7 separate regions of the Mus musculus genome follow, and regions 1, 2, 3, 4, 5 and 7 are each linked to region 6. The links are chromatin loops, found by intact Hi-C in ENCODE. Cell type or tissue: left cerebral cortex. All regions are shown on one strand. Links, peaks and the distances in the headings refer to the core of each region. The heading gives the core; the rest is flanking DNA. Region 1 holds the start of Gm36745 (a long non-coding RNA gene). Region 2 overlaps 2900079G21Rik (RIKEN cDNA 2900079G21 gene). Region 3 has its middle 45 kb from the start of Gm4657. Region 4 has its middle 90 kb from the start of Gm24957. Region 5 overlaps Gm4657 (a long non-coding RNA gene). Region 6 holds the start of Arpp21 (cyclic AMP-regulated phosphoprotein, 21). Region 7 has its middle 75 kb from the start of Gm24957.

Region 1 (4,551 bases), core at 141-4,140, 1.4 Mb after region 6:
AGCTGAGAGAAGGCGTGTCTTACCTCCCGACCCTGCCAGTGCCCGACCCCACACTACCTCCCCACAGCTCCAGCAACAGCTATCCCATCCTTCCTCCTGCCAGCACCAGTCCCTCATTATCCCTCCTCCACCAACACCCTACTGTTATCCCACGGACCACACCAAACCAGCTGACCACCTACCACCTCCATCGCCTGTTTTGCTCTGACTTTAAAATGTGCCCTAAAGGGGGCTCACATGTTGAGTGTTTGGTCCTTACCTGGCTGTGCTGTTTGGGGAGGTTCGGGGAATTCGAGCTGCCTCCTCCACAGGTTCCTACCCTCGAGAAGTACTGCTTCACCAGCGGCCCTGTACCAGAGTCATACGTGCACGAGCCCTCTGAGACTGTGAGTGAAGTGATCCCACCCCATCCCCACCCCCCGCCACACGACCAACACCTCATCTGTCTGTACACTTCACCCCAGCAACGGTACCACCAGTTCCTCACCACCTTGCCTTCATCCTCACCACAACCCTACCGTTATAGTCCCGCCACTACCCACCCCTGCTCTCCCGCCTGTAACCGCCCCCTCTCCCGCCTGCTCTCTTTCCACCTGCCTAGTGTTCAGGAAACGGCATCCAGAGATGTGAGATCACAGGTCCACACTGTCCAATCGCCGTTAAATTTATTGCCGGAGCACCATTAGCAAGTTAGCTGGAACAACAGGAGCGATGACCACAGCAGAGCGTTGAAGCAGCTGCAGCCCTCCAGGGCCTAAGTGCTCGTAACTGCTGTATTCAGAAAGCTGCTGTTATTTTACAGGTTAGAAACTGAAACGCTGAGACCCTAAGTAATTGGCTTAAAGCCTGCAGTCAGTAATTGTCCGACTGGGATTTACCATGGACGGGGCAGCTCGAGGGCCTGTGCCCTTAAACAATTCATCATGCTGTCAGCTCACAAACTCAGTCTTGGGCACCTTAGGGAAGGGTGTCTGTTAGGTTCACTGGGTTTAGGACACCAGTGCCATCTGGTGAAGCAGGGTATAGTAAAAGCTCACACCCTTGGCTACAAAAATCCACCTTGAGCACCTGCTCAAAGGACAAGCTGCCTCCCACAGCCAGGCCCCATGCTGACCATGCATGCTGTATACACAGACTGTTTGATGCTCTCCCACCGTCATCCTGTGAGGCTGGTAATATTGCTAGGAACAAAATAATTCCTGTTCTGTATGTGAGAAAAGAGAGTAAGTTAGCACCCGGCTGGCATGTCTCGGAGGACTCACAAGTTCCCCAGAATGTCCCAAGCATTCTGAGAGGTCCTCTCCCTCTCCTGGGCTCCAGAATCTGGGATGGAGTCTGGAGAGGACAGCTTTCAATAGCTTTGTGAACAAATGAAAGAAAGAAAGAAAGAAAGAAAGAAAGAAAGAAAGAAAGAAAGAAAGAAAGAAAGAAAGGAAGGAAGAAGGCAGGGAGGGAGGGAGGGAGGGAGGGAGGGAGGGAGGGAGGAAGGAAGGAAGGAAGGAAGGAAGGAAGAAAGGAAGGAAGGAAGGAAGGAAGGAAGGAAGGAAGGAAGGAAGGAAAGATGGCTCATATTTGATATAAGGGTGAGAGCAGGCACCCAAAAGACCTTGGGGCCAAGGCACCAGGCGACTGAGGAATGTTCACTTCGGAGCCCTCTGAACCGATGCTTCATACACACACACACCCAACTGCTTTCCTCCAGCCTGACCTACTTTGGGCCAAGCAGGGTTTGCAGAGCATTGAACAAATGATGCTGACTTGTAGAAGTGGCTGCTGCCCTTTGCAATTAGATGCTTTGAGACCTCTCCTCTGTCCCTGCAATAAAGACAGTGACCTAAGTGCTGATGTGGCCAAAGGACAAGGGACGACGTGAAATTGTTCCCATTAAAATTAGCCCTAGGGGCAAACAGTAAAACCAAGCAGAAAACCTGGCCGGGTCCTCAGGTTTTTAGTGCAAGATCACAGCCTACGTCCATTTAGAGTGTTCTCCTACCCTTCCTTCAAACCCTTCCAGCCCATCGCCTAACACACACACACACACACACACACACACACACACACACACACACACACCTCACAGACGCTGTATTAACAGAAAACCTCCAGCTATGTGTCTATTCATGCAGAATAGCAAATAAATAGCAACTAAGTATCTTCTTCTCCACACTCTGCAAGGTCTGGGGTGGGTGTGCAGGTGCAGGGCGCTAGCGCATCGTTGGTGGCTGGGGACGGGGAGTGTGGGGGAGGGGGTACAGACGGGGGGGGGGGGGGGGGGGAGGACAGGACTGTGAACACTAACCTTCATGTTCTCACCTAACCCTGGGGAACCCACCCTTTCATCTATCCTTCCTGGATTCACAAGACAAGAATTCTTCAGCTCCTGGTGGGGAGCCACCACAGAGCCTCATCACAGGGCTCTGATCACACTGTTAACTCAAAAGAAAACTTGAACCAATTTTAGAACAAGGCTAAGAGGCCAGAAGAAAAATCCCTGCTGCGAGGTCTTGAAACATAAATTGTGAGATGTCGCCATCTTGTGGTCACCTATGGGGTTGCCATTCTTATTCCATACCCAATAGACTATTGAATTCTGTCAGCTGCGGCCACCATCTCCCCCTTTCCCTAGACCCAAACATCAGTATCAGTTTTGCTGAAGCGGCAGGCTGAAGGTTTGCACAGCAGAAATACATCTGTCCCAGTGGCAAGGGTCGGGGACTGGGGATGCTTTCGGTACAAGCCTGACCTGAGTTCAATCACTGGGTCCCACATAAAGGTGGAAGGATAGAAACAACTCCACATGGTGCCCTCTGACCTCCAGTCGTGAGCCTCAGCACACGTGCTCAGACACACTAGGAGTAGTAGTAAGTACTTCTGCCATTGAATATGGCCTGATGCAGGAAGTGACTATGAACTAAGCCTATTAACTGAGAAACACTTTGAATGTGGTTTGCTTCCATCTCCGAAGCACATCTTCTGGGGTGATGAGAAACCATCTTAGTGATCACTGTCTGGATCTTCACACAGTCAACCACAGTGGTGCAGGTACCACCCTGGATGGCCACAAACCCTGTCCTTTCAGCTGTGGGCATTTCACCTTACAGAAAACATGACACCTCTAAGAATGTTCCAATACTACTATGCCAGCCCTCCTCCCAGATCTTATCTTTGACTCTTAGACATAGAGGCCAGCTCCTGCTCGCACCCATGACTGCTCCACATGGGGAGAGGTTTCCACAGTGTAATGGTTATCATATTTGCCTCATACATTTTAATACAGCATTCACTTCACGCTTTCTCCTTCAACCTCACTCTCACTCAAAATGCAAATACCAGGCGGCAGCAGCAATATCCCTAGAACCTAGAATATAAGTCTGTCACCTTGCAATTTAATTTAGTTAGTTTTTATATACTCTCTCTCTCTCTCTCTCCCTCCCCCCCCATTTTTGTTGTTGGTGTTTTGAGACAGGGTTTCTCTGTGTAGTTCTTGCTGTCCTGAAACTCACTGTGCAGACCAGCTGACCTCAAACTCACAGAGATTGTCTTGCTTTCCCTCGCAAGTGCTGGGATTAAAGATGTATACCACTATGACTGGCAAGATAAAAGAGAGAGAGAGAGAGAGAGAGAGAGAGAGAGAGAGAGAGAGGGAGAGGGAGAGGGAGAGGGAGAGGGAGAGGGAGAGGGAGAGGGAGAGGGAGAGGGAGAGGGAGAGGGAGAGGGAGAGGGAGAGGGAGAGGGAGAGGGAGAGGGAGAGGGAGAGGGAGAGGGAGAGGGAGAGGGAGAGGGAGAGGGAGAGGGAGAAGTTTGAGGCCAGCCTGGTCTAGAGGCCAGCCTTGTCTCCAAAGAAACAGTCCAGGATGATCTCAAACCTGCTATTTAGCCAAAGGATGACCTTGGATGACCTTGCACTTCTCATCCCCCTTCCTCCACCTCCCAAGTTTGGGATTATAGGCACCAGCTTTGTGTGCTGCTGGGTACCTAGCCCAGAGCTTCTGGATACTAGGCCAGCATTCTACCAACTGATCCACATCCACAGGCTCAAACATATAATTCTGAATGGCTAAGTAGGGGAAAACATGGATGGGTGGGTGGGTGGATGGACCAACTGACAAACAGACGGATGGGTAGACAGACGGAACAAAAGCACCTATAAATAAACTCCAAAGAAAGAGAAATTTTAGAAACTTTAACATTCGATCATATTGAAAGCCCAGTTCCACCATATCCCAGACGCTATCTTCTCTGGGTCACGATTCTTCTATTCCAACAAAGTGAGGCAAAGTGAGAGGAGACCTCCAGCGTGGCTGTTGAGCTAAATACTTAACCGACCTGGAATAGCATGCTCAAAGCTTGCTGAAATCCCAGAGTTCAGGCTACCTGCTAGTGCAGCAGCAGCGGCAGAAGCACCGTAGAAGCTGGAAGCTTCCCAGACCCAGCTCAGCTCCTCAGCAGCCACACAACCAGCTCCTCAGCAGCCACACAACAACAACACACACACACACACACACACACACACACATACACACACATACACATACACACACATACACACAT
Region 2 (4,551 bases), core at 153-4,152, 100 kb after region 6:
ATTATAAAATAGAATAAAACATTATCTTTAAACAAAAATTTACCAGTATTGATATACTCTTATTTTTTCTACCTTCAGGGGTATCATACTTTGTAAAACAATGTTCAGAAAAACTATAATTTTTTAAAATAATATGTATCTTGAATGTTGTGCTTTCTGTTTTTAAATGTGTGTGTAAATGCACGTACACACACACACACATTCACGTGGAGGCAGGAGGCTGACTTCTGATGTCATCTTCAGCAGCATCATTATCTCCCTCTTTGAGACTGAGCCTCCTTAGACTGCCTGATTAGCAATCTCTGATCCTTCTGTCTCACCCTTCCCAGTAGCGAGATTAAAAATTCATGCTGCTGTGCCTAACATTTTTTTCTGTGGATTCTGGGCACGGAACTTATGTTCTTAGACTTGCAAGTCAAGTGCTTTATTGACTGAGCCATCCTACCCCACTCTCCAGGACTCTCAAGAATTTTCTTTATCTTCTAACTGAAGAGATGCTGACTACATGTTCAGTGAACAAAATGAGTAAAAAACCAAGAAAACCAAAAATGCATATTTATATAAAATTTATAGGTAAAATTTCCTAATTTTCTACTCTGTTATATAAAGTGGGTAAAATTATGTGTGCACAATGCAGGCATAAAGAAGAAAAAACAGCTTTCTATATTGTAGTTAGCAAAGATATTTTTAATCAATTACCTGAGTGTGCTTCCTCGAGCAGACATATGTGTATGTCCTAGATGATAACTTGCTTATGAGAATAGACAAATTCTGCAGCCCAATCTTACATGGACTATATCAGATATTCTGCAGCTATCGCTCAGTAATCTGTGTTTACAGGAACAGTGGGTAAATTTTATATTTACTAACATTTGCTTTAGAACATGATTCAGACATTCAAACAGTCTGAGCCCTTGTATCTTAGGTACTTTCGATTAAAAGACTGTGCTTACAGAATTGGAGCAGGCTGGTGTCTTAGATTCCTTGTAAATCCTCACAAGGAATATCTTACAGAGCTAGTCTTGGGGTAAATGCTACATGGGGAGCTATGAACAAATAACTATTCACTGCAGATAGAAAAAATAATCAATGGCGGAGCAAAATAATATATCCACCTAAATCCAAGTTGGTAAACTAATGAGTTTATTAGGAACTGCCAGGAACATGGACCGCTCAAAGAAAGCTGAATCATTGAAAATCCCATTCCAGACTAAAGGATGACATGGAAGCTGCATCCCTAGAATTATCCATGTGATTTGCAGGTGCTTGGATAGCCAAAGAGTCACCCCTGGGCAGTGCTAAATTGAGAATCTTTTCTGCAGTAACTGGCTACTGGTTTAATAGCCTTGGAAAGAGGACTTGTGAATTATTTTGGTTTCAGGGTCTTTCTAAGACTTGTGAGTTGTTTTCTTCTTGAGTCTCATGAGACATTCTTCATTCTGAAAGGAATATTTCATTCTGGAGGAAATTGCTTCACCACAGCCTTGGTTTTTAAAGTGCTTGCCACACAAGTAAGAGGATCTGACTTTAGAACCCATATAAAGGACCCATATAAAGCTAGACATGGTAGTACACAGCTATCATTTTTACAGCACTATGTTGAGATGGTAGATCATGAGAATCATGAGACAGATACTCTGGCATTTGCAGTGTGGAAAATAAAGAGATGCTGATTCTAACATGGTTGAAGATGAGAACAAATATACAAGGCTGCTTTCTGATCTTTATGTGTGTGCTGTATGAGCGCGTGCCTCACCATTAAACAGAGAAAGGATTTAAAGAAGAGGACTTTGTGGAGGTGTAATAAAAAGTGAGATATCCAGAAATAAAGAAAATGTGGAGAGACATTGGCATGGTGAATGAAGTAGTATCAACCCTTCTTTCCATGGAAGTCCTGGTCTAGATACTTTTGTCAAGTTCATAGCCAACCATTGATATCAAACCATATCCTGTGACTTCAGTTTTGCTGTTGTGCTGTCAGAATGGGTGTGAGCTCTAGGTCATGTTCTGCTCAAGGCTACATCCTTCACTCAGTACTTCTACATGGAAAATCCAAGCATCCTTTTACATAGGAGTCATAGCAGACAAGTCTAATAGATTGTTCTGGAATTGTCTGGAGCATAACTGCAATGGTATTGCTGTTTGCATGTGTTACTCTTCTCAATGGTGTAATAGGCTAGGTCACAAATGCATCTTAAGGATGGATGGTTTTATTGTGGCTTATAGTTTGAGCAGAGACTGTCAATCACAGCAGGAAAAGCGTGGCTGTGAGAGAATGGGGAGTCTTGTTGTCAGAAGCAGAGAAAGATGAGTGTTGGTGTTTAGCTTCTTTTTCCCTTTTTCAGTCTGTGAGCTGTGCTCCAAGGATGAGCCATCCACATGTAAAGTGGGTCTTTGCTCTTCAGTTAAATATCCCTGGAAACACTCTCATGGACCTACCCAGAATTGTGTCTCCTAGGCAATTCTAAATCAAGTTACACTGACCATGATAATTAATTCTTACACTGAAAAGCTCATTGCTGGATTGAGGAATGTTCCAGTTTTTTTTTTTTTCCTTGCTATTTAGGGGTAGAATTTTTGTTAAAATTAACCATATCCCGTGGGAGTTCTGTGTCTTTTTCAGTCCTTTTGGTCTCACATATCCTCCCAGAATCATTTTATACTCTGTCACAGTTTTTAAAAATTGTCAGCCCTGGCCTGTCTTGACTACTGAGGTCTTACCTAGACTGATTCTTTGTGTATCCAAGATACCTGGCCCACTGCTATTCCTAACACCCTAATCCAACTTATCCGAAGGTAAGAAAACAACTTTTTGGTGGGTATTTTATTGACAGAAGCATGGTGTAGAATTGGCACTCAGTACCAACTTGTTCGCTATAATTTTCTAAAGCTTTATCTTTAGTGCTTGTTAGAAAAAAAACAAGTGTTTCTTCAGTAACTATTTGAGAGGGTAGTAAGCAATAATAGGACATTGTCCTCTACATCTTATCTGGCTATGTGGCCATGTTCCAGCCAGGCCTTGGAAGCTTCTAGAAGAAGTACAAACTACAGATCTTTCCATGTGTGCCCCTACCACCTCTTCCCTTAAAACTAATGTTCACATCAGGAGTTTCACTAAGTATTAACACCAAGTAATTAAACCGGGAGGATAGTTATCTTTAATATCCTAGGGGTAGTTAACTTTAAAAAGAGAGCTCTAATTAACAAAGCAAAAGAGGAAAGAGCAACAAGAAAATGTGACTTTGAGCCATGCATGGTGGCACAACTCTGTAATCCCATGTTGGAGGTAGGAACAGGAGGATTAAGAGCTCAAGGTCATACTCTTCTACATAGGAAGTTCAGTGCCCACCTGAGTTAATGCCAGTCTATCTCAAAATTCCAAAACAGGGATGGTGGGACAACAGGCAGTAAAATGTTTGCTGTGTAAACTTGACAATCAGATTTGTACCCCCAGAACCCATGTAGAGGAGAGAAGCCACACAACAGTGTTATCCTCTGTCCTATATACATTGATACACACAACATATACAACAACAACAATAATAATAATAATAATAATAATAATAATAATAATTAACCTTAAACCTATTAAAAACTGGTGACAACAGTGAGTTGGGACTAGGTAGAAAATACTTTTAGTTGATAGTTTTGTTTTATATATATATATATATATATATATATATATATATATATATATATATCACATGCTAGGAAGGATGTTGAGCAAGGGGATTGCTGGTGGGAAGTGAAAACTTGTACAACCTCTTTGGAAATCAATTTAGCTTGTTTTCAGAAAATTGGTAAAGAGTTCTACTTCAAGATCCAGTTATACCACTCCTGGGCATACACTCAAAAGATGCTCCAACATCTCACAAAGGCACTTGCTCAACTATGTTCATAGCAGCTTTATCTGTAACAGGCAGAACTTGGAAACAACCTAGATGTTCCTCAACTGAAGAATGGATAAAGAAGTTGTAGTATATCTATACAATAGAATATTATTCACCTATGGAAAACAAAGACATCATGAATTTTGCAGGGAAATGGATGGAACTTGAAAATATCATCCCGAGTGAGGTAACCCAGTCCCCAAAAGACATATATGCTATGTACTCACTTATAAGTGTATATTAGCCATAAAATACAGGTACATTGTAACACTCTACAGACCCAAACAAGCTAAAAAAGAAGGAAGTCCCAAGCAAAGAAGCTTGAATATCACTTAGAAGGGGCAATAAAATAGTTATAAGAAGGAGATGGAGGGAGGGAACTGGGATGAATGAGGGATGAGGAGGGGAATGGGGAATAGGGAATTAGGGATCAGGTGTGGGGAACTACATGAGAGATTGCTAGATGGCCATGAAAAATGAATTGAAATCTCCAGCTGGTGGGAGTGAGGAGGTGGGGGACACCTCCAGGATAGACAGTGACTTAGGATAAGAGAGATGTCCAAGAATCACTGGGGGTGACCTTAGCTATGACTCACTACATGGGGATATGGAACCTGAAGAGGCTAACTCTTGTAACCAGACAGAGACCCCAGTGGAGTGA
Region 3 (4,551 bases), core at 277-4,276, 1.0 Mb after region 6:
CTCTGACATCAGCAGGTATGGCATACCAAATAGATGTGATGCCTCTTTTCAGATGGTTGCTTTGGGTGTCCCTCTCAGTTTTGCCTAGCTCTGGAATGGAGCAGCCCTTTATTCGAAGAGAGCGGAGTTCCAAGATGTGTTGTATGGCGCACAAGCTTCCAAGAAGCTCCTTGGTGTTACCACCCTCCTCAGCCTGGGATCCAAGACTGGAATCATTGCTAGGAAGGGCTGCACTATGATCACCGCCCTCGGCTGCTTCTGCACACTGATGATTCTTCCTATACCACTGCTCTGCAGTCTAGAGAGGTTGGTTTAAAGCAGAGATATGCAGGTATCCTGTGCGATTAGAGGCCACTGCTTTTGCTGCTAATTCCATTGAGCTACTGAGCAGATACTGACAACTTAAGACCATCAACTTAACCGTATTTTTTTTTAAATGTATGAGTTTAGTACTTTTAACTTTGAGCTCCACCTACACACACCTGCTAAAGCATTGGATGATTGGAGGACAAGTAGTGACAGTCTCGGGGATGAAAGGGACCTAGGGGACACTTGAGGGCTCTGAGGTCCTCTTGAGGGATTTGCAAAGTCCGCAGAGTGTTTCATCCATGTGTCTCTCCTTGGTTTTAAACATCAAAAAAAAAAAAAAAAAGGCAGAGGCAACGTGAAAGGATGATTTAAGTTTCCAAAAGGAAGCATCAATGTGTGGACTTTTGGACCAGACTGTCCCCACCTGGGAAAAGGAGCGAAGCATGCATATTAACAGTGAAGAGATGAAAGCACAGTGGCTGTATTTGCAGCTAGGAGGCCAGGCAGTTTCACAGATACAACTAGAATGTGGACGGTGACCCTCTACTTCCCATGTTCTCACCATAGGAACTTTCCCAGGGTGCACTGTTGCTCAGCTTTGTCTATGAACCCCATGCAGAACACTCATGGAGCAAAGGGAACATTTTGCCCAAATCCAACTTGGAGAACCAATCCGCTTCCTTGGGTTACTTACCATAGCGCACTTAGGCAGGAGGTTGCTCACAGGGGCCCCAATGATGACACAAAACTGGTGCAGCCTGCACAGTTGGCAGGCAGTTACACCTTAGGTGATCTCCCTTTGCACCAACAGAGACTTACCACTTACATGACCTCTGAGTTTCTTGCCAGTTTCCTGAGTCTTCCAAGCCTCCCTCCTCCTACAAAAAGGGCATGTTTCAATCTGGAGGAAACAGCTACACAATAAATAGTCTTCCAAGGTGTTTATCCCCATGATAGTCTTGCTAAGCAATGATAGGTCATTGGGAAGGCTGAGGGGATGTCATTTAAGTCTTTCCTGCTCCACTGACCTGTTGATGCTCACCTCCTTTGGAATCTTCAGCATTTGGAGGTAATGACCAGAGAGTCTTTGCTGTTCCATCTTTGCTTTCTCTGGTTATTAAAATGCTATCACTAGGGTATGGTAGATTGGTTTGCAGGTTTTTGCTTTGAGACTTTGTTGTGATATAACAGAAAAATGCATTGAGGAAAGACCAGGCTTTGCCTTTTGATCACTTCCTAAAATAGCGCTACATCCCCAGGAAGCCACTCCCTCACAGCCCTAAGCAAGTACCATTCAACAGTGTACTATTCGGCTGAGCCATGAGGTTGTCTAAGTAGGGGACTATGAATGAGAATTCTGCCCATAGTCTTAGGCATTTGAGCACTTGCTTTCTAGTTAGTGGTGCTGTTTGGAACCATGAAGGCAGCAAGATGACTGTGGTGGTTTGAATAGTTATGGCCCCATAGACTCAAGTACTTAAATGCCTAACCCATAGGGAGTCTCACCATCACAAGGTGTGACCTTGTTGGAAGAAATGTGTCATTGTGGCATCAGTCTTTGAGGTTTCCTTTGTTCAAGCTACACCCAGTGTGGCACACAGTCTCCTTCTGGTATTTTCGGGTCAAGGTGTAGAACTCTCAGCTCCTCCTCCAGCACCATTTCTGCCTGCATGATGCTGTGCTTCTCACCATGATGATAATGGACTTAAACCCCTGACACTGTAAACCTGCCTCAGTTAAATGTTTTCCTTTATAAGAGCTGCCTTGGTCCTAGTGTCCCTTCACAGCAGTGGAACCCCTAACTGAGACAGAGTGGCCTTGCTGACAGAGATATGGAAGTAAATCATTGGTTGGGAAAATGGATTTTGAAAATGTACATGTTATAGTCACTTCCAGCTCCCTGTTTCTGCTTCCTGTTGATCGTTCCAGGTGTAAACTCTCAGCTTCTGCTCCAGTTTCCATGCCTGCACCCTACTGCTTCCATCCACTCTGCCATCGAAGACTCTAACCCTCTAGCAAACCTAAATACACTCATTTTCAATAAGTTGCTATGGTCATGGTGTTAGATCACAGCAATAGGAAAGCAGCTAACGCAGATCGCAGAACTCATTTCTGAATTGCAATGTTTTCAACTTAAAATGTGTCTATTGAGACATAATCCTTTCATTATCAAGGGTGCCTATGCATCCTGCAGAGAGATTATGATTCACTGTGTTGCTGAGCAACTTAGTCTGCATTATCTTCTCTTACAGATTCCAATCGAAAGCTAAAAAAAGTCTTATCTCACATGACTCCTCTTTACTAACTCTTAACAACTGTCATTGAAGAATACCAAGAAAAAAAGCCATTCAAAGTTTCCTTCTAGTGCCCAAGACCACCTTCTTTCTGGACTTTCCCTTTCACATTATGACAATTTAAAAGAACATTTAAGTTAGGGTGAAGGGATGAATCAATAGTTAAATTCGATCCTCATCCATCCCATTAGCTTATGGTCTATAATTGACTGCTCCACAGTCTTTGGATTATTAATTCCTTAAGATGAAGAACCATGGAGCTCACCATTGTGTTATATACCTTCTTGGAAAAGAAGCTTCTATGCCATTGTGCCTACTGTGACAGCCCACAGACAAGTCTTTCAGTACACACTATGTGGCTTGACACAATCTGGTAGCAGCAGCCTGATGTAGATCATCAGGACCTTATTACCGTGAAGGTCTGTTCCATGCCAACCTGCTGTCAGTCTCCTCCCCAAAATCGGATCCATACCAGAGAGGGTTCTGAAATGACTATGACCAAGGAAAATGAAGGGCTGCCTGCACAAAGACTAAAACCTGACTGAAGGTCTCTGAGGGAAAGAAATCAAAAAGCCCTGCATTGGTTTTCCCATGAAGTCTCCTGAGACCAGTTTAAATAAACATGCTTGAAAAAACTGCAAGTCACGATAGAGGAAGAGACCTTTCCTAAGTGAAAGCCCACATAAAAGGTCTTCCTAATGTCCATCTAGAATTAAACACTCAGAAAAATACACTTGAGGGAAAAAGGTGGAGTTACAGGCCAATAGAACATACAGGGATTAGTCTGTAGGAGTGGTCCATCATACTTCCAGACCAACCAAAGGATGCTCTTCAGTATAGACAGGGAAAAACCAAAGAACAAAGAACAACAACAACAAATTCATATATATATATATGCATATGTATAATATATATATATATACTTAAAATACAGGTGTTTTATAAAAAATAAGAACTAATAATCAGGTTTCTCATGGATTCAAATATGGAGACAGTTACAATCTGCAACAAATTTAATTGAAAAACTTTAACAGTACAAGAAAGAGTTGACAGTTCCTAGTAATAGACTTCAACAAGTCAAGAGTACACATTACTAGTCTCTAGAGGAAACAGAGAAATTATATGTAATGTATATGAAAAAGAAAGAATCAAATCAATTATTACAACATAAGGAGAAAGTTACATACAGTTTTCTCTCTGTATGTGTATACATGTGCAAATGTGTGTGTGTGCAAGTGTATATGTGTGTGCAAATGTATATGCATGTGAAAATGCATGTGTGTGCATGTATGTGTGTATGTGTGTGCATGTGTGCATATGTGTGTTCCTGTGTGTGCATGTGTGTATGTGTGTGTGCGCATGTGTATGTCTGTGCATGTGTGCATATGTGTGTGCATATGTGTGTGTGTTTGTATGTGCATGTGTGTGCATGTGTGTGTGTACATGTGTGTGCATCTATTTGTGCATGTGCATGTGTGCGCATGTATGTGCGCATATGTGTGTGCATGTGTGCATATGTGTGTGCATGTGTGTGTGCATCTGTATGTGCATATGTGTGTGCATGTGGAGGGGCACTGCATATGTGCATTCACACACACAGGAAAGGATTCTGGTGAGGTTTCTGTTGATCTCAGTTTTTCCTCTGATAACAATATCAGTAGACAAGTGTGTGATACCCCTAAAGCCCTGAGATAAAGGAGGTGTGATGCAGTAATTACACATTCTGCCAAGTCGTTTTTTAAAGATGACTTGAACTAGGAATGATTCTGAAATATGCAAGGACTCAGGAAGTCCCACATCTACTAGCCCTTGAAGAAAATCGTTATTAGGGTTATATTATATAATATTATATTATATAGTATATGTGTGTGTGATAAATCAAAATGAAGAAATGAAATTGAAATTCCAAGCTGAAATACTGATGATAGGTTTAAAAATGGAAACTGAC
Region 4 (4,551 bases), core at 154-4,153, 200 kb after region 6:
GAAGCACTTATAGGAGAAGCAAGAGCAATCACATTCTATAGGTGACTGAAACAAGAAGGAGCTGTAGCTGGGAACCAGATTCCTAAGCTCTGTACGTGTAGAGTTGCTTAGTCATCAGGGGAGGAGAGGGGTGTGTGGTGACCCTAGACAAAGGGCTTATGGGAGAAGCATGAGGACCTGAGCTCAGATCCCCAACATCTACATGAAATCCCAGCACCAGCGGAAGAGATGGGCATATCTCAGAAGTCTACTGGCCAGCCAGTCAAACAGAAAAGTGCAGGATTCAGTCCCAGTGGAAGACTCCAGCTCAAAAAAGAAGGTGATGAGCAATTAAAGAAGACCCTATGTGTGTGTGCATGCATGCATATGTGTGCAGCATACAAACACATATATATACACACACACACATACACACATATACACACAATCACACACATACACACATGCAAACATACATACACACATACACACATGCATATGCATAAACACATACACACACACACACACTTCATATTTTCTCTCATTAGTTATAGAAACATCAAGAGGATGTTCCACTAGTGGGTATTAAAGATGTCATTACAAGGCCAAGGAGCAGTGAGCCTCTTCATCCTTTCAAGGGAAGCTCCCCCGTTCTTGTCAGACTATTCCATGTTCCCACATTGCTGTGGTGTCAAAGAATGAGCTGTTACTGTGCCTATTCTATAGAGGCTGCCAGGTCCTAAGCAGAGCCAAGGGTTTCCCCTTTCAGACCCCTGGGCTTCCTTTTTGCTATTGATCATGAGTGGAATTACTAAAATGATTCTGGATTATATTCTTTGTGTGTAGTTTACATTTTCTCCATAGACCGATGTTCTCTGAAGAAGTTCTTGTCTCATTCAACTCCATACCTCTCACTAGGGAGCAATGTCAGCACACAGTAGGCTTTCATGATGTCTGGGTGAAATAAAGACTGAGAGTAGAGGACCAGACAGATGACTCCTCTGTGTGCTAAAGAGCTTGCTGCCATGAATGACACACTGAGTTTGGTCCTTGGAACTCACAGGGTAGAAGGACAGAACCAACTCCTACAAGCTTTCCTCTGACCTTCACAATTATACTACAGCATGGAAGACTCCACCCAGTGTACATATGTAAGTTCATGTGCCCCCACACATACTAAATAAGTAAATATAATTATAAAAGTATGGGTTTAGATAAACAGGCATGGTGATTCACTACTGTAATCCCACCCTTCGTGAAGCTGAGGCAGGGGAATGGAGAATTCGAGACTAACATGGAGAGCAGAGTAAGATCCTGTCTTCAAAACAAACAACAGTAAAAGCCCTAAAAGCAATATTAGCAAGAATGGGATTACTCTGATTTTATTTCTCATGAGATGAAATTGCTTTGGAATGTTTTATTACTATTATGGGCCTCAGATTTTACATCTGTAAAAAATAATTCATGACACAAAATAAGCACCACTGTTCACACGCTCAAATTTCTTGTTGCATTATAGATGAAACCAAGGAACTCGCACGCGCTACACAGTTCCACTACCTCTGGGCTGCAGCTGCAGCCCCAGCCCCTAGATTTGATTATAAATAATGCCTCAGTGGGTATTACTTGTAGTGAGCTAAAGCCTGGTGCACACAGCAAGATAAAAGTTAATGGTTTGTGCCTCCTCTGTGCTGACAAGAAGCTGCAAATACTCATGGGAAGATGGTCTCTGGAGAGTACAGTCTGTTAAAATCCAAAGACCTTCAGTAGCCTGACCTTTCTATACCTACCTAGCTCCCTGGAAATTATCTTCAGAGACCATGACCATACTGAATCTGAGGGCGGAAAATTCCTTCTGCCCCATCTGAGTATATCTGTTCCACTGTTTCAAAGTTATGGAATACATGCATCTATGCTGTAGGCAGGGCAAGTTTGCAAACTATGGCAAAGATACTCCAGATAGACATTGGGCATGAATGAAGCTTTCAGTTGCCCAAGCCTGCTAAGCAAGATGGTGATGCCCGTCTCTGATTTCAGCACTTGGGATACAGAGTCAGGTAGACCTCTACGAGCTTAGGCCAACCTTGTGAGACATTGCCCGAATAAACAAACAAATAAAGCAAGCACTCTTTGGCTTTCAAAATCCAAACGTCAATAAGGAGCAAGAAAGGCCAGGAGTAGAAGCTGAAAAATCTCATGGAAATAAATGGCTTGCAGGCTTCAAACATTGTGTGCAGTATAACATTCTCCAGGAAGGAGCTAGCCTTCACCCCCATTTCAAACAACTTGGGAATAAGGACAGCTTTAAATAGACTTTCTTCTGACTAAAATAAAAGATGTGTTGCTCCAGAAAAAAAAAATACGTGTATATATACTTTTTCTCTTCTTTTTCCTATTAAGGCCAGTGTAACTAAATTGAACCCACAAGTTTTTCTTTCTGCTCAAAACAAAATGAACAGTCCAATTTTAGGAATTTTTCAAAAGAAGCTTCCCCCAGATACTAGCTCCAAAAATATCTTATATTTGTAGGTATTTTTAGGTTATTTAAGCTATCTATATGTGTCAGCATATGTTACAGCTTTGGGGATAGCAGTTTTGTTTGAACTTGGTTCACCGTGACCATCTTTGAAATATTTCACATCATATGGAGTATTTTAAGAATCCATGAAAGTAATTTCTACCATAAAATGTTAAAAGCATCAAACATAGATAATTTTCTTAAAAAATTAAATTAACAATCTTCTGAGGATGACTGACCCTCACTCTGGAAGGGCCATGAGGTTTGTGAGTAGGAGATCCTAGCAGTGTCTACATCAACTAAATCAACTAAAGGAAAAAAAAACTCTAGAAGATAAAATTTACCAACCTCTTTGAAATTGTGATTAAGGAACTATAAATTTCAAAAATTAAAAGCCAGGCACAGCCCCACACATCAACATTTTAAAGCAGGATGAGATGCAGAGGGGCTGGAGAGATGGCAGAGGCTTAAGGTCCCCAGCACAGGGTGGCTCCCAACTGAGTATAAATGCAGTCCTAGGGGCTGGCCATCCTCTTCTGACCTCCACAGACACTACACACACAGTGCATACATATACATGCAGGTAAACACCCATACACATCAAATAATAGATAAATAAAAATATGGGAGGTAGAAAAATGGAAATTTATCAGCACTAACTTCCCAGTTTACTAAGAACATATCTGTGATTTTCTTTAAAAAACAAAAACAAAAACAAAAACAAAAACAAAAACAAAGACAAAGATAAAAACAAAAACAAAAACAAAAACAAAAACAAAAACTAAACACAACCAACCAAACAAGCCAAAAAACCACTTCCTTTGATGTGGGATCAATTGCCTTGACATCTTCCATCCTCCAATTCCTAACCAACATAGCTGACTTAATAACCTAGGAAGAAACTGCCTCAGGGACTGGAGAAAGCCTCAGTCTGTAAGGAGCTTGGTGCACAAGCATCAGGACCTGAGTTTACCACCACCCACCCATGTAGAGGCTGGGTGTATTTGATGCTCTTATAATCCCCTCGCTGGGGGCTAAAAAAGTCCCAGGGCTGCAAGCTCCAGGTATGGAAAGGGCGTCTTGACCTGAACTAAAGTGCAGAGCCACAGGTGAAGGCACACTACCTTGATCTTTGGCCTCTCCACATGGTCAAGTCCACATATGCATAGATACATGAACATGTACACACACATATACACACACACAAAAAATACCTAAGGGATTGTCTTAGAGTATGAGAGATTGTCCAAACAACATCTCCCTCTCTATGTCCTCTCTTGCTCCTATATATTAAAGTGCAAGTCTCTCTAACACATCATTAGAAAATTACAACTATAAAAATGTGAAAGGGATATGTCTGGTGAAATACAAAACAACCAAACCAAACAACTGGCCTCAGGCTCTCAACCATTTTGAAAACACCAAGCACAAAACATACCCCTCACCTGAAGTTGAAAAGTTCATCCCTCCTCCTGTTCTCATTGCTGTTTTATTATTTATTATTATTATTATTAACTAGGTTATTATTCATTATTAGTTCACGTGTGTGGGCTTGCAGTCACTCACATGCCACAGAACAAGCATGGTGGTTATAAGATAACTCCTTATTTCACCTTGTAGAGACAATCTCTCTCCTTGTTTCTGCACATCTATGCATTCTCTAGCCTATGAGCCTCTAGGCAATGATTGTGTCTCCACCTCCCGTCACACCATAGAAGGGATACATATGCAAGCCAGGACATACATAGAGGGATGACAGATGCAAGTCAGGACACTGTGCTTGCTCAGGTTCAGTGATCAAATTCAGGGCATCAGCCTTATGCAGGTAGTGATTTATCCACTGATCCATCTCGCTGACTCTAAGCTGATAACCCCTAATACATCATTCTTTCTGGATAACATCCTCTTTTTTTTTTTTCATCTTCTGCCTTTTTGGTGTTATTTCTTTTGACTCCCAGGGGACATCTCCTTCTACTATCTGACCCTTAAAATTCAAACCCCAGCCAGCTCTATCAACTGCTCTTAATCTACAATCTCTATGTGACTTTTTGCAT
Region 5 (4,551 bases), core at 166-4,165, 940 kb after region 6:
TCTGAAGCAGAGACCATGAAAGAATGCTGCCTACCAGCTTGCTGTGCAGCCAATTTTCTGCCAGAATTTCACAATCTGTCTTCTGACAAATCAGTTTGAAATCATTTAAAGTCTCAATCTCTACCAGGTATGGTGATTCATGCCGATAATCCTTATCTAAAGAAGCTGGGGTAAGAGGATCACCTGTAATTCAAGATGAGATAGATACACATAGTGAGTTCTGTCTCAGCTAGGACTACAGAGTGAGCTACTGTTTAAAATAACAATTAAACAAACTAAGATACAAATGCATACATAAATGAAAGAATACATAAGTGAAGACTTCCTTTCACTCCCTGGCATTTATAACATAGATGTTTAAACAGAGGCACACTCACAGCTTTGAGAGATACACTGAATGGGCCAGGATTGTTTAAAAGTATATGTTTGTGGCTCCCCCCCCCCCCCCGAAGAGAGTCCAGAGCTTTCATCAACTCATAAGGGAATCTAAGCCTCAAGGAAGCTTGAAAGCAATTGCTTTAAATCATCTTGAATGTCTCCTAAATTAAAGCCAGCCCTTGGTGAAACACCAGGAGCTACAAATTTAGGTCTTGAGACATTGCGTCTGTTGCTTTCCTGGTGTCTGTCAGAGCTGGGGGGGGGGGGGGGGAGGGGTCCAATCAGGTGAATCATATGCTGGGCTCCAAGGGTTCTTTACAGTGATACAGTGACTATTTGGGGGCTTGGTGGAGTTGGAGAGAGGCTATTGAAGAGATGAGTGTGGTACCTGAGCCAGCCTGAGCCAAGCCTAAGCCTGTCTGTTCTCTGCACACAATTTTCACCCCAAAACACAGAAACATAAAATAAACCAACTACACATAAGGTAGGACAGAAAGAATGACAAGAGATTTGGAAGGGTGGAGCTACCCTCTGATGATACAGGGGTTAGTTCACCAGGAAAATACAATCATTTAAAATGCTATGAACATGCCGAAGATCAAAGCCCATGGGGCTGAGGAAATGGTTCAGTCAGGAAAGCGCTTGCGGCACAAGCATCAAGACTAAGTGTGGATCTCCGACACACATAAGAAGTCAGGTGTGCTTTCTCTAGCTCCTTCATTGGGTACTCTGTGCTTCCAGCCCCCTAGGAGGAACAACAATATGAACTAATCAGTAACCCCAGAGCTCCCTGGGACTAAACCATCAACCAAAGAAAACACACGGAGAGACTCATGGCTCTAGCTGCGTATGTAGCAGAGGATGACCTAGTTGTTCATCAATGGGAGGAGAGGCCCTTGGTCCTGTGAAGGTTCTATGCCCCAGTATAGGGGAATGCCTGGACCAAGAAGTGGGAGTGGGTGGGTTAGGGAGCAGGAGGAGGGGGGAGAGGATAGGGGATTTTCGGAGGGGAAACTAGGAAAGGGATAACATTTGAAATGTAAATAAAAATATCTAATTATTATTATAATAAAAAATGTCAGGTGTGTTCTTGCAATCACAGTGCTGCCAAGGAAGAGACAGGAGGATTTCTGGGACTCTGTTGCCACCAGCTCTCCCCTAATCAGTGAGCTACAGGTTCACAAAGAGATCCTGTGTCCAAGAGAAAGAACCAGACAGACAACTCTAGAGAAACAGCACCTGCCATTGACCCCTGACTTCCACATACAAACTCACATGTATACACACACACACACACACACACACACAAACTCGCAAACATACGATTAATGCTCTCCAGAAAACAAAAACCAAACTTCATGATTTTTGTTTGTCTGATTGTTTGTTAAATCAAACACTGGTAGAAATAGATATGTAAGAACACTTGAGCCAATCAATCCTCAAAAAAAGAGAATTTTTTATAACAATTTATGACAGATAAGTGTCATCTATGAGTGTGTTTTTACAAATTGTACCCAGTCAGGTCTCACAAACTAAAGGACCAGGAAGCAAAGGCTTCGAAAGCCAGGGAAAGGGGAGGCCACCAGACTGAGCCGCAAACCCACGCTCATCTGGCCCCCAAGTCAACACTCTTTCCAGGGGAGCTTGCTAGCAAGAAATAAGAAAGATAGTACAGAATCAAAATCTTTTTTAAAATCTACATAATTCATTTGGTTGAGTATATTTCTCTTCTCCCCAGTGGCAGCTTCTTGCTATTTTCCCCCACCTGTTAATTACTCGGGGCTGGTATGGGGGCGGACTTGGCTTCCTGAGGCAGCCCAGGCAGGTTGTCACGCTGTCAAGGATCCCTTCATTAGCAAGCTGTCAATATGCTGCCAACAGCCACCATTTGGTTTGTTCAGGGAGCAGAGCTGTGGTGTGGAGTCTTGGCTCCATCAATTAGAGGAATTAAAAAAAAAAAAAAAAGAAAAGAAAAAAAGGCAAGAGGCAGATGTCTTCCAGTCTGTTCTCCGCAACAGACTTGGGATATGGCGTGGGCTTTCACTGGGAGGAGGGCGGTGGGGGTGGGTTAAGGGAAGTGTCAAGGAGGAGGAAGCTAACAAAAGTATGGCGAGCAAGACGGAGGCGTTGAAAGATATAGACTCCTCGTGCCACGGGGTTCTGAGTAATGCTAGCTTTGGCCATGTCCTTGCTACAGTGGACAGCTCAAAAATCAAGCTTTTAAAATGGTTAGGAAGCCACCAGTTGGATTTTAAAAGTGAAAGGTGCCATTTGCCTACAACCTTTTCAAAGTTACCCTAATGAAGCAGAGAAGACCTGCCAGTCCCTGGCAGCCCTTTTACAAGCCTGCACTCTTTCTGTTAATTGGCACCGTCAACCCCTGAGCCTCCAGGCCCCTAGACTTCCCAGTCACGGCGTGCCTGCAGACATGTTGCTTTTCAGAGGGCCTCGTGTAAAAGAATGACAGAAGCCTAATTTTTGAGCAACTCTTTGCAAAGCTGGGGTAACAATAAAAACTTTATTCCTGGAGTCTCAGACCCTACTCTGCATCTCTTCCCACAATGCCTCGCAGCTGTGCCCACCTAAACTGTGCTCAGATTCTCTACAAGCAGGGAGACCTTGGGACCGGAAAGGGTTTGCAAAGCTTGCCTCAGAGCTGTCTTTGTTGTGGAAGGGAGTGTGCACAACTCAGATTTCAAGAACTGACAAAATATAGTCTGTTGTGGAGGTGCGTGCCTGTGATCCCAGTCCTTGAGTGGAGGAGGCAGCAATCGAAAGGTCAGGCTGGAGACATGGCTTAGACATTAAGAATACTGGCTGTTCTTCCAGAGAACCTAGCCTTGTTTCCCACCCATAGGGTAGCTCACAACCACCTGCAGCTCCACTCCCAGGGGATCCAAGGCTCTCTTTTGTCTTCCATGGTTATCAAGTGTGCACATAGACACACATGCAGATAAAACATGCATATACATTAGGAAATTTAAAAGAGTTTAAGGTCATCCCCAGCTACATAGTAAGCTCAAGGACAGCCTGGGCTACGCGAGCCTTTTCCAGGGTGCGCGTCTTCACAGGAAGTACCTCTTTCTTTTGCTTTTTCCTTCCTTCCTTGCTTCCTTCCTTCCTTCCTCTCTCTTTCTTTCTTTCTTCATTTCTTCCTTGTCTTGTCTTTCTTCCTTTACTTCCTTCTATTTTCTTTCTTTCTTCTTCTTCTTCTTCTTCTTCTTTTTTTTTTTTTTTGGTTTTTCGAGACAGGGTTTCTCTGTGTAGCCCTGGCTGTCCTGGAACTCACTTTGTAGACCAGGCTGGCCTCGAACTCAGAAATCCGACTGCCTCTGCCTCCTGAGTGCTGGGATTAAAGGCATGCGCCACCACGCCCGGCTTCTTTTCTTTTCTTTTCTTTTCTTTTCTTTTCTTTTCTTTATGTGAAACATTCATAAAACTGGAATGTTCGGAAGTCATAGAAAAGAAAAATTAATGGTCGATGCTGCAAACAAAGAAATGGAAACAAACAAACAAACAAAGCCCAGAAGGAGAAACACATCTGCTATAACCATTGAGTGAGGACATCTTGCACAGGTAACTAACTGCAGAAAAAGAACGGCAGGGCTGCACGCCCTTGTCACAGGCTGTATATCAGTGTGTGGTTTTACCCACAATTCACAGAACAGAAGGAATTGATTTAATGGAGCAGAACTGGAAACATGAACACACTCATATCCAAATCCCAACCTTAGCACTCATTCACGGAGCAACCCAAGGAGAACATTTAATATTTGTGATTGCCTAGTGAGATCCACAGTAGAATCACAAGAGTAGACAGATCCACATCCAACCCATATATGTGACAATATATACAAGCACTACATAAATCCACAGTCCCCCACTTGATCTCTGCAAGCCCAGATCTCTGTACAGATTACATGCCCCCCTACACAGGTTTCTTTGAGCCCTACAGTAAGTTTCATTTCCCCAAATGAGTAGAAAATTTGTTTCCACCTGTAGTAAGTTCTCTTTCTCTGTTACACCAATGAGGATATTAAAGGGTTGGACTATCATTAACCCCAGCCAACCAGTGAATGTTTTTGAACACATGCACCAAGGAAGGGGCATTGGTCTATTGCAGCTATTTCTGTATTCCTAGACAGATGCGGGAACCCAGTCCCCTCACCATAA
Region 6 (4,551 bases), core at 273-4,272:
CAAAGCGATTAGAAAGCAAAGGAAGATGAGGACAAAGGACACTGAGAATCAGACATAAGCAGGTACATACCTTGAAGGGCTACATAACCCCGAAGACAGGGTCTCTCATGTTAAGATCACTCTGCTATTTGAAGGAAGCATAACTAGCCCTAGTGCCTTCCAAATGACTGTCTTTCATGAAAATGACATTAGCTAAAATGCCACTCAGACATCAAGCCCTATAGTAACATAATCCTGAAAGAGAGGGTCTACTTAGGCTGAAGAGCATATCAAAGGCTCTCTGATTTTCACAGAATTACAAAAAAAAAAAAAAAAAGGAAACAAGAAGTGCCTCCCTGCCTGCCCTGTCTACTTTGCTGCTTACTTAAAGCAGTAAACTGCAGAGTTGGGTTCCAAGGCAGATGAGGAAAGGGTGGGCACAGTTTAGATTTATTCTGCATTGGAGCAAAATTTGAAAAAAAAATACAGATTCATTTCCATTCTAGAGACTGTCATTCTAGCTTGCAGAAGCTGCATCCTTTGAGAAGGCAGAGAGCGAAATGATGGTCTCCATCTGCAACACGTTCTTAGGGGGACCATTTCTAGCAACCTCACCGTACACCTCCCATCCCGCCATGACATTACCTTCCTCATTGCTTTTTTTTTTTCTTAAGACTTAGGCTCCAGTCTTAGTCTGTGTCTGTAAAAGGTGATCAAGCTTTGAATTTAATACATCCGTGACATCCATGCTAAGCCATGTAATTTCTCTTCCGAAGAAACTTTTTAAAACACTTGCCTGATACAGATCCAATCCTACTATCACATTTATCACCCGAGACAGATAACGTTACACCAGAGGCTGTCATGGAAATGACTTCAAGATTTAAAAAAAATAAAGCAAAAAATTATCCTCCTCTCCCTCCCTTCTCCGACCTCTTGGGACCCAGGACCTCTGTGGTAACTGAGGAAAGTGACAAGTTTTCAACTGAAACAAGAGAATGTCCAAACTTGGCACCATAAAACCCATATAAAATTACTGGAAACTTCTGTTACAGAAAGCATCGTCCCTTTCAATTCCCTTCCCAGATTTCAATTTCTGCCTGCTTTGAGGGAAAGAGAGTCCACCCATGCCTTCCGCCGAGACATAGAAACAAGATAAACAACACAGAAACGACAAACAGGTCAAAGGGAAAGCACAGATAGATGGTAGAAAGAAAAAAAAAGGGGGAGGGGGCAGCAGAAGCAGAAAGCCCCAACAGCCAGACACAAAGGGCTTGTGATGCTCATGTCGGAAGACTTGGCTCTTTACCTGAAGGAACAGTGGAGTGACCCAGCGTCCCGGGTGCCTTGACTGACTGGATTTCGTTTGGGGCTTTTGTGAGTAATTATTGTTTCTCAGTGAATGCTTTGGTTGGGTCAGTTTGGTTTGTGGCTTGCCTTTGTTGTTTGGTCGATTTATTTTAACTGCTAGCAAAAGGAGCCCTTGGCTTGGAGGCAGGGGTCCTCGCGCTGCCCAGGCACAGCGCTGGTGGGGAACGCGTGGCTGCGGCTGTTGGACTGTCACCGCTCCGGACGCTTGGAGGTCTTCGCTGCTAGAGAGTCTGTATGTCACCACAGGCTGCTGAGCTCCTGTCTGTCTATTTGCCTGTCTGTCAGTCTGTCTGCTTCAGGAAAGGGGTTGGGGGTGGTGTCCAGGCTTTGCTCTGCTCCTCTCTCTTGGGAGTAGCCACCTTCTCCTGCAGCCAGTCCTTGCGCTGATCTGTCCGCCCCTCTGCGACCTGTGGTCCCACCAGCAATGCGGGAACCAGGTGACTGTCGTTGGAGCCCGCAGCGTCTCTGCTACTTTGCTACTTTGCGCTCCGGCCACTTCCCCAGGTCGGGTGGGAGGAGGTGACTGCAGGGAGCGAGTGCACGGGGCTGGCTGTCCCTGTCCCTCCCTCTCCGTCTCCCTGCCCGCTGAGTGCTCCCTCTTCTCTCTCTCTCTCTCTCCTCTCTCTCCTCTTCTCTCCTCTCCTCTCTCTCTCTCCGCTCTCTTCTCTCCTTTCTCTCTTCTCTCTCTCTCTCTCTCTCTCTCTCTCTCTCTCTCTCTCCCTCGCTCGCAGGATTTCGATCTCTCTGGCTGAGTAGGTCCACCTGAGGGTCACTCTCGCAGTCCCGCCGGAGTCAGCCAGCCTCAGTGGTGCTCCCGACCGCCCCACCCGGCCATGCCCTCCCACAGGGCTGGCTAGGCTCCCAGGCAGCGCCCAGCTCCTCCCCGCCAGCCAAAGACGCGTCCAGCCGGGCGGGCACCAAGAGCACCGAAAGCATTGCACATGCCCGCCCCCCTCCCCCCAATAGTTCCTGCCCCAAGACCCGTGCTGGCGACCCCTCTGCGGAGGGAGATGGCCCTGAGGGGACGCTCAGTGATGCCCGGTCTCTGGGCCACCACGCAAAGCCGAGGCTTGAGCGCAGCCGGCACCTGCTCTGTGCGCCAGGCGCTGCCATACCCACTGCTCTCACCACCCCTGGGCTGGAGACAAAGCGCATGAGCCACGCGCGCGGCAGCGCGAGCATCATTAATCAGAGGAAACTGGCGCGCTGCCCCGGCCCCGCCACCCTGCCTCTCCCTCCCAGCCACCAGGCGCGCCCCGGAGCCCAGCCCTTACCTACCTCGCTGGGGTACCACCTCGAGTCCTAGGGATGTTTGGCCAGAGCTTCTGGGTTTCTGGTACTCCGTGCTTACTCTCCGAGGCCAAGTGCAGAAAACAGCCCGGGGCAGCAACACCTCACCCCACCCAAGAAATGATTCTCAGCTTTGAGCTCTCAGATGCCCAGGCTTTAGAGCTGAGAGAGACTACAAGTCCTGCTGCTCAGCGAGACTGGTCCTCTGGATGCAAGACCGCCCAGATCAGTGCTGCCTGCCCCACTGGGCGCTGATGCGCTGACTGAGAGAAACCTTGCACTGCAGAGCCCAGAGGGGTAGGGCTGGGGCAGGGAGCAGAGTTGACACCTGAAGAAATAAAAGCTCTGATTTACCCATTTGTTTTGGAGATGAGTACTATTTTTATTATGTGCAATTCTTTTTTTTTTCATAATCTAAGGGCACACTACCAAGAGGAGAAAAAAGTACAGTGAAGAGTGAATAAATTTCCGGAATACCGCCCACCCGCTAGCGACTATACATCCTACTTTCCGACAGCGTAGGTCACCAGCCAAGATAGCCCATTCTAGCTTCCTACCCCCAGCTGAGAGCAAGGCATTGGATTCTGGCCTTCTTGGCTGGCTTGTTATTAATGGGTAGCAAAATTATAGTCGTGCACTTCTGTGTGCAACTGCCAAAGCCCATTTTAACAATATCCAATACCGGAGCTTCTGAGATGCAGACAGCGAGTTAAGTGTGAATCTGCTGCAATGCACAATATATTGACAACAAAAGCTTAGCAGTTGGTGATTAGTAACCTCATGAACAAACCACAAATATATAACTACCATAAAATATGCCACGAAAATCTCTTCTTTTATTTATTTATTTATTTATTTATTTATTTATTGACTTCTATTTAGGTACACCTACCTTTAATGGTGGTCGTTAAAAATGAAAAAACAAAAACAAAAACAAAACTAGGCTTATAAGTCACATGGCTTCCGTGGTGTTCTAGAAGAGTGATTTGCATAGAATCTTTATGGTCATGCTGTCGTGTGTGTGTGTGTGTGTGTGTGTGTGTGTGTGTGTGTGTTCGCTCACGCATGTGTACACTGCGGGGAGTAGGAGGTTGGATTGGTCCTTGCTGCACAGATCATTATTTTCTATCTGTTAGTGTCTCCCTCTGGGTTTCCACTTCTGCAGGGCAGGAAAAATCCACAGCAGAAAGTTTCAGGCAAAAGGATCCTCCAGCTTCCAGGACTCATGGGCACTTTGGTTTTAGCTCCGTCTTTCCTGCTAACTCCTCTCAAAACGTATTGGTAAATGTTTTCCAGCCACTTCGAATGCAACAGAAAAAAAAATCAAAATATTTCTAATCATATCCCAATCATATCTAACTCTAAAAACCAAACACTAAGTTTCTTCTTGGGAAAGTGTGTAAAGTTGTGTATGTGGTCAGTGTAGAAACCTTCCCATACACACACACCCACACACAGAATCCAGTTCTGTAAACCAGAACAGAAATTGCAGCTTTTGAAAAGGAGAGGGGAATTCTGAGAGAAATCCTGGTTTTCAAAAACAAAACAAAACAAACAAAAACTCTATCACTTAGACCGAGGAAAAGTTTCTAAATCTTAACAATAATGGACAAACTGGATGGTGATATTTAGAGCAACATCTCTTGTGATTTTTTTAAAGCTCTGTTTGAAAATAAGTACACTTGGATTTAAAACATTAAAACTCAACTGTATTTTTTGTCTTTTCTCCATATATAAATGGAGCCAACAAATCAGTGGCCTAAGATGGCTCAAGTTTATTTGAGGCCAAGTAACTAATCAGTATTCAGCTATCCAATTTAAAAAAATTTGTGTCTTGGTGTGGGACTGAAATATCCTCTTGGGGCTATTAGGCAGGTAGTGAGCAATGTTCTTATTGTAGGCGTTTGGAAG
Region 7 (4,551 bases), core at 381-4,380, 210 kb after region 6:
ATTCACACTGTACTTTATCCACACTGCATGTATCCACACTGCACATATCCACACTGCACACATCCATACTGCAAATATGCACACTGTTCACATCTACACTGCACACATCCACATTGCTCACATCCGTACCACACACATTCACATTGAAAATATCCACGCTGCTCACATCTATACTACACACATCCACACTCTACACATCCACATTGCTCTGCCCACACTGCTCACATCAACACTGCAAATATCCAAACTGCTCACATCCACACTGTATATCCACACTGCACATATGCACACTGCTCACATCCACACTGCACACACCCACACTGCACACATCCACACTACATGCAGCCACACTGTCATATACACACTGCACATATACATACACACTGCACGCATACACATTGCACACATCCACACTGCTCTGCCCACACTCTGACTCTCACACATCCCACATTCACTTATCCCTTGCACACTGGTTTAAAAATAAAAGCTGTATCTTTAGCCTGATACAGTTGTGCCAGCCCTTTCCTTAGAGATGAGATTTACATAGCAACAGACCACATGAGCTCCATTCAGTCTTCCTTCCTCCTTTTTTCTGGGCAGCCAGGGCTCTGTGTGGCCTTTGAGCCATCACCTGCTCCTCCAACATCCAGTACCTTAAGGTCCCCTTCTGACCTCTGTGTCCCTCATGGCTCCAGTATGCATGGCCAAGTGACAATAATTGGACTGAATGTGATAGGGACTGCATTAGTACCTACATCACCAAAGTGCACCATTTCAGGTTGCTCCTGGTCTGAGTTAAGCTCCTAGCTGAGAATTTTAGAGAACATGCATTCCAAACTCTCCCTGAAGAATTTCTGTTCATCCCAGTCTCTTTAAGGCATTGGTGGGGTTTACAACTTATTTGGCTTACTTCTCACTTGCCTTCTACATAGATTAGTGTTCAGGCTTCCAAAGGTATCCCTCCAAAATGTACATACTTAAACACAGGCAGCACCTCAGACCTGTCAAACAAACTCCTATGCTAATGAGATTTGCTTGAACTTCTCTGAAGAGATTTTTCTTAAGCCCTTGAGAGTCACAGATCATAGTGGCTGGAGGCATGTAGCATGGTGGCTAACATATTCTAGAGTCTGTCAAAGCTTATACCCTTTACCATGTAAAAGCAGTGACTCCTGTAACAGCTACAAATGCTGAAAATAACAAAAGACCTAAGAGTAGCTTGGGATTCCTTGTAAGCAAGCGAAAACAATTATTGTTAATTTTTCATGTCTACTCTACTTTGGGAAGTGCTGAGCTAAATTATTCTTGCGAGTCACACTGTCCATTTTCTTCCTTTACTGAGTCAATTTTGGTTTCTCATTTTAAAGCTCCTGTCAAAATGAAGTCTGTTATCAGTATAAAGCTGCGGATTTATTTTTTTGTCAGGAAGGTAACCGATGCAGTGACCCTTTGCAAACTCAACCATAGACGGTCTTGTCTTACTCTGACTCCTGCTGAGCTATGCTGGGCCTGGAACACCAGGAGTCTCCCTGTGCTGTGTCTCCTGATCCTCTTTTTGTGGTGTGCATAGTTTTGAGCTGATATGCTTGAACAATTTTGGGCTGATATGCTTGAACAGTGGAGGAAGGGATATTCTGTGTGGGGCTCCTAATAACCTTGAAGAATCCAGCATTTGAGGTAAGGAGATACAGATAGAACCCAGGGCCTTATGCATGATAGTCAAACAGTAAACAGCTATATTGTCAGTCTTTAAAAATATAAAAATGCTTTTAACAGACAAGTAATAGCTGTCTATTTATAGTTCTGTGTGATATTTTTATCTATGTATACATTGTAGAGAGTCAGCCAAGCTGATGAATATATAGCCATCACCTCTTTTGTTGTTGAGGAGAATATTTAAAATGAATGCCTCTAGCATTTTATGAAGCACACAATAGACCATTATTAAAATTGGTGAGCATGTGGTGAAGCAGATAACTGACACCCAGCAGGGACAGATTTAATGGAGCTGCTGAGCTTGGCCTGTTGCCCTGTATCTTCCAGTTCTACAGAGAGCATGGATCTGCAGCAATGGCAGAGAGAAGGGCTGCTGTGCTTTGAATGTGAGTTCTGTACAAAGGCTTGTGTGTTTGAATACTTGGTCTCCAGTTGGTGGCGCTGTTCAAGGTTGGGAAACTCGAGGAGGCAGAGCTTTGTTGGAGCACATGGGCCACTCTGGTGCTAGGGCAGGCTTGAGGCTTTCTAACAAAGCCTCACTTCCTTTTCACCCCCTACTTCCTGAATGTGGATGCAGTGTGACCAGAAAGTTTTTTTGTTTCTGCTGTCTTGTCTTCCCCCACCATGATGGGCAGTTTTCCTAGGGGACTGAGCCAAAATGAGCCCTTTATCCCTTGTCACAGCAACAAGATAGCAACAAAGACAGAAGTGTCCACCTCCTCCCCTCCACCCTGACTGAGATTGTCTGTAGCTAGCAAAATAAAGGACAAAAACACAAACAGAATCTTCAAACAAAGAAGGAAGTAAACACAAACAAATACCTGCAAGCAGTCATCTCCCATCAAATATTCACAATTTAAACTCTGGGGCGCACACTCCTCTACTCACCCTCGATGCTGCCAGTGTCAGGGAAAGGGAGTAAGTTCTTGTACCACCAGGAGCTTGCAAGGCCCAAACAACAGGAATTATACCTGTTCTTAGAAAACTAGACTGACATAAGGAATGAATGGTGAGATGGGAGTAGGATGGGGTACAGAAAGATAGCTCGCCTACAAAAATCTAAGAAACTGACAAAAGTGTAGTCATGAAGACAAGCAAGGTTTTAATGCAATAGTTAAAAATCTGGCAACAATGGAAAGGGAGGCCCTTGGTCCTGTGAAGGCTCAATGTCTCAGTGTAGGGGAATGCTAGGGTGGTGAGGCAGGAGTGGATGGGTGGGTGGGGGAGCCCCCTCATAGAAGCAAGGGAAGGGGCTATAATATGGGGGGGTGTGGAGGGGAAACTGGGAAGGGGGATAATGTTTGAAATGTAAATAAATGAAATAACCAATAAAATGTATTTAAGAAAATCTATAATGAATCAAATATCAAAGTGTTCAATGAAGGCAAAATGAACATTGCTGAATTTCCATTGCCTTAGGCTCTACTGTGGTTAGGGGCAACACCATGAGAAGACATGAGATATGGCTGTGATAGTTTGAATTAGGTTAACACAGATAATTAATAGCTTCTATCAGACCAATGGTTCTCAAGCTTAGCAAATTTAAGAAGCATATATTTAGCTGCGGTATAGTTACTGATCAAAATTTACAAAAGAACATCTTCCCAGTAGTCTTTGAGATGCATCCACGTTCAAGACTTCCCTAAGCAAAGATGGAGGCAGAAAAGGGAAAAAGCAGATTGTATTTGGCACGTGCCCCTCTCTTTTATAGGATTTTTTAATGTCGATTATGGCTTTAGAACTTGATAGTTTTCTTACAGTTTGATTTCTGAATGGTTCTAGTTCAGCAAGGGGGGAAGATTGCATATAATCTTCTACAGAGAAATGTAGCTAGAATTCAAGAGAGAGATTGTTGCTCCAAAGCTCTTTCTGTTGCAGCACTCTGGTACGTGTGTATTTTAGCTTTTTATTTGTAAAAGTTGTAGTGACGCAGATTTAATTAATTTCTGATTGGATGCATGATGTTGGTAACTGCACTTTGAAAATTGAAAATCCTACAGAAACACAAAGTTGATTTATTCTTTAATGCACCCATTACCTATTTGTTTCAACTCAAGAAATCAATTATATTTTATCTAAAGTATTGCAGAGTTGAAGAGAAACAACCTACCATTTGAACACGACAGTTCACAGATTTGTAGATTCTGAATACTTGAATTGAGTGTTTTCAACTCTTCATATATATGTATGCAAGAAATAGATTTCGGCTTGTTTCTAGTATACCATCTGGAATTGTATTGTAAGCACACAAAATATTCTTTAGGCTGTTGTCAAGTTTTGATTTTGTTAGAAATTTGTTCTATATGTATAAATAAATCAAATTTCCTAGATACTCTTTTATCTTCCTCCAGTTTTTTTTTAATTCTTTTTCATTTTGATCCTCTAACCTAATTCTATATGTCATTGCCAAATTTCTTCATGGACACCTTTTGGGTCACTCTGCATCTCTTGATACCTGGAAGTCTAATTCAAGTCTCAGAAGATGAGAAGGGCATTTCTAGATGATATGGAAAGTTTATGAACATGACTGAGCTCTGAGCACTACTGTTACTGTTGGGTAACTCAATCCTGCTGTGATGGTTTGTATGTGCTTGCCCCAGAAAGTGGCACTATTAGGTGTGGTCTTGTTGGAGTAGGTGTGTCACTGTGAGTGTAGGCTTTAAGACCCTATCCTAGCTGCCTGGGGAAGTCAGTTTTATACTGGCAGCCTTTAGATGAACAGGTAGAACTCTCAGCTCTGCCTGAATCATGCCTGCCTGGATGCTGCCATGCTCTCATCTTGAATATAATGAACTGAGCCTCTGAACCTGTAAGCCAGCCCCAATTAAATTTTGT

The links. Hi-C counts contacts between places; a loop is a spot of excess contacts. Peaks named below come from ENCODE experiments on the same cell type or tissue, not always from the same donor. Only the 100,000 strongest peaks of a DNase experiment are listed, where the experiment ranks them.
Region 1: a loop joins it to region 6, with 5 times the contacts of the local background. A loop is called at or near these places in 6 of 42 quality-filtered maps.
Region 2: it touches region 6 in a loop (2.6-fold over the local background); 2 of 42 quality-filtered maps call a loop at or near these places.
Region 3: it touches region 6 in a loop (3-fold over the local background); 2 of 42 quality-filtered maps call a loop at or near these places.
Region 4: it touches region 6 in a loop (2.5-fold over the local background); 3 of 42 quality-filtered maps call a loop at or near these places.
Region 5: it touches region 6 in a loop (3-fold over the local background); 4 of 42 quality-filtered maps call a loop at or near these places.
Region 7: it touches region 6 in a loop (2.5-fold over the local background); 3 of 42 quality-filtered maps call a loop at or near these places.

Annotation. Positions count from the first base shown.
Region 1 is chr9:113,643,174-113,647,724 of GRCm38, forward strand. It overlaps Gm36745 (a long non-coding RNA gene), which reads right to left and starts at 435. Exons shown (of 5, transcript XR_379913.3): 1 at 260-435. In left cerebral cortex, for the core only: a CTCF peak has its summit at 2,535 (motif pointing left); DNase peaks (open chromatin) are centred at 646, 1,091, 1,819, 2,503 and 2 more places; H3K27ac peaks cover 1,931 bases.
Region 2 is chr9:112,338,128-112,342,678 of GRCm38, forward strand. All of the region lies in intron 2 of 2900079G21Rik (RIKEN cDNA 2900079G21 gene), which reads left to right. All of the region lies in intron 1 of Gm39431 (a long non-coding RNA gene), which reads left to right. Among named protein-coding and RNA genes, the nearest start is that of Gm39431, 32 kb to the left of the region's middle. In left cerebral cortex, for the core only: no CTCF peak of the experiment used is centred there; a DNase peak (open chromatin) is centred at 2,469; H3K27ac peaks cover 1,748 bases.
Region 3 is chr9:113,242,365-113,246,915 of GRCm38, forward strand. No RefSeq gene overlaps it. Among named protein-coding and RNA genes, the nearest start is that of Gm4657, 45 kb to the left of the region's middle. In left cerebral cortex, for the core only: no CTCF peak of the experiment used is centred there; a DNase peak (open chromatin) is centred at 2,467; H3K27ac peaks cover 2,407 bases.
Region 4 is chr9:112,429,888-112,434,438 of GRCm38, forward strand. No RefSeq gene overlaps it. Among named protein-coding and RNA genes, the nearest start is that of Gm24957, 90 kb to the right of the region's middle. In left cerebral cortex, for the core only: no CTCF peak of the experiment used is centred there; a DNase peak (open chromatin) is centred at 2,320; H3K27ac peaks cover 1,318 bases.
Region 5 is chr9:113,175,069-113,179,619 of GRCm38, forward strand. Gm4657 (a long non-coding RNA gene) reads right to left here. Exons shown (of 3, transcript XR_871299.1): 3 at 1-183. Among named protein-coding and RNA genes, the nearest start is that of Gm4657, 22 kb to the right of the region's middle. In left cerebral cortex, for the core only: a CTCF peak has its summit at 2,136; DNase peaks (open chromatin) are centred at 2,204 and 2,491; H3K27ac peaks cover 3,561 bases.
Region 6 is chr9:112,233,022-112,237,572 of GRCm38, forward strand. It overlaps Arpp21 (cyclic AMP-regulated phosphoprotein, 21), which reads right to left and starts at 291. Exons shown (of 21, transcript NM_001362020.1): 1 at 71-291. It also overlaps a transcript of 2900079G21Rik not described here. In left cerebral cortex, for the core only: a CTCF peak has its summit at 2,601; DNase peaks (open chromatin) are centred at 1,664, 2,235, 2,563, 2,877 and 1 more place; H3K4me3 peaks cover 3,283 bases; H3K27ac peaks cover 3,285 bases.
Region 7 is chr9:112,445,593-112,450,143 of GRCm38, forward strand. No RefSeq gene overlaps it. Among named protein-coding and RNA genes, the nearest start is that of Gm24957, 75 kb to the right of the region's middle. In left cerebral cortex, for the core only: a CTCF peak has its summit at 2,150 (motif pointing right); DNase peaks (open chromatin) are centred at 497 and 2,064; H3K27ac peaks cover 1,207 bases.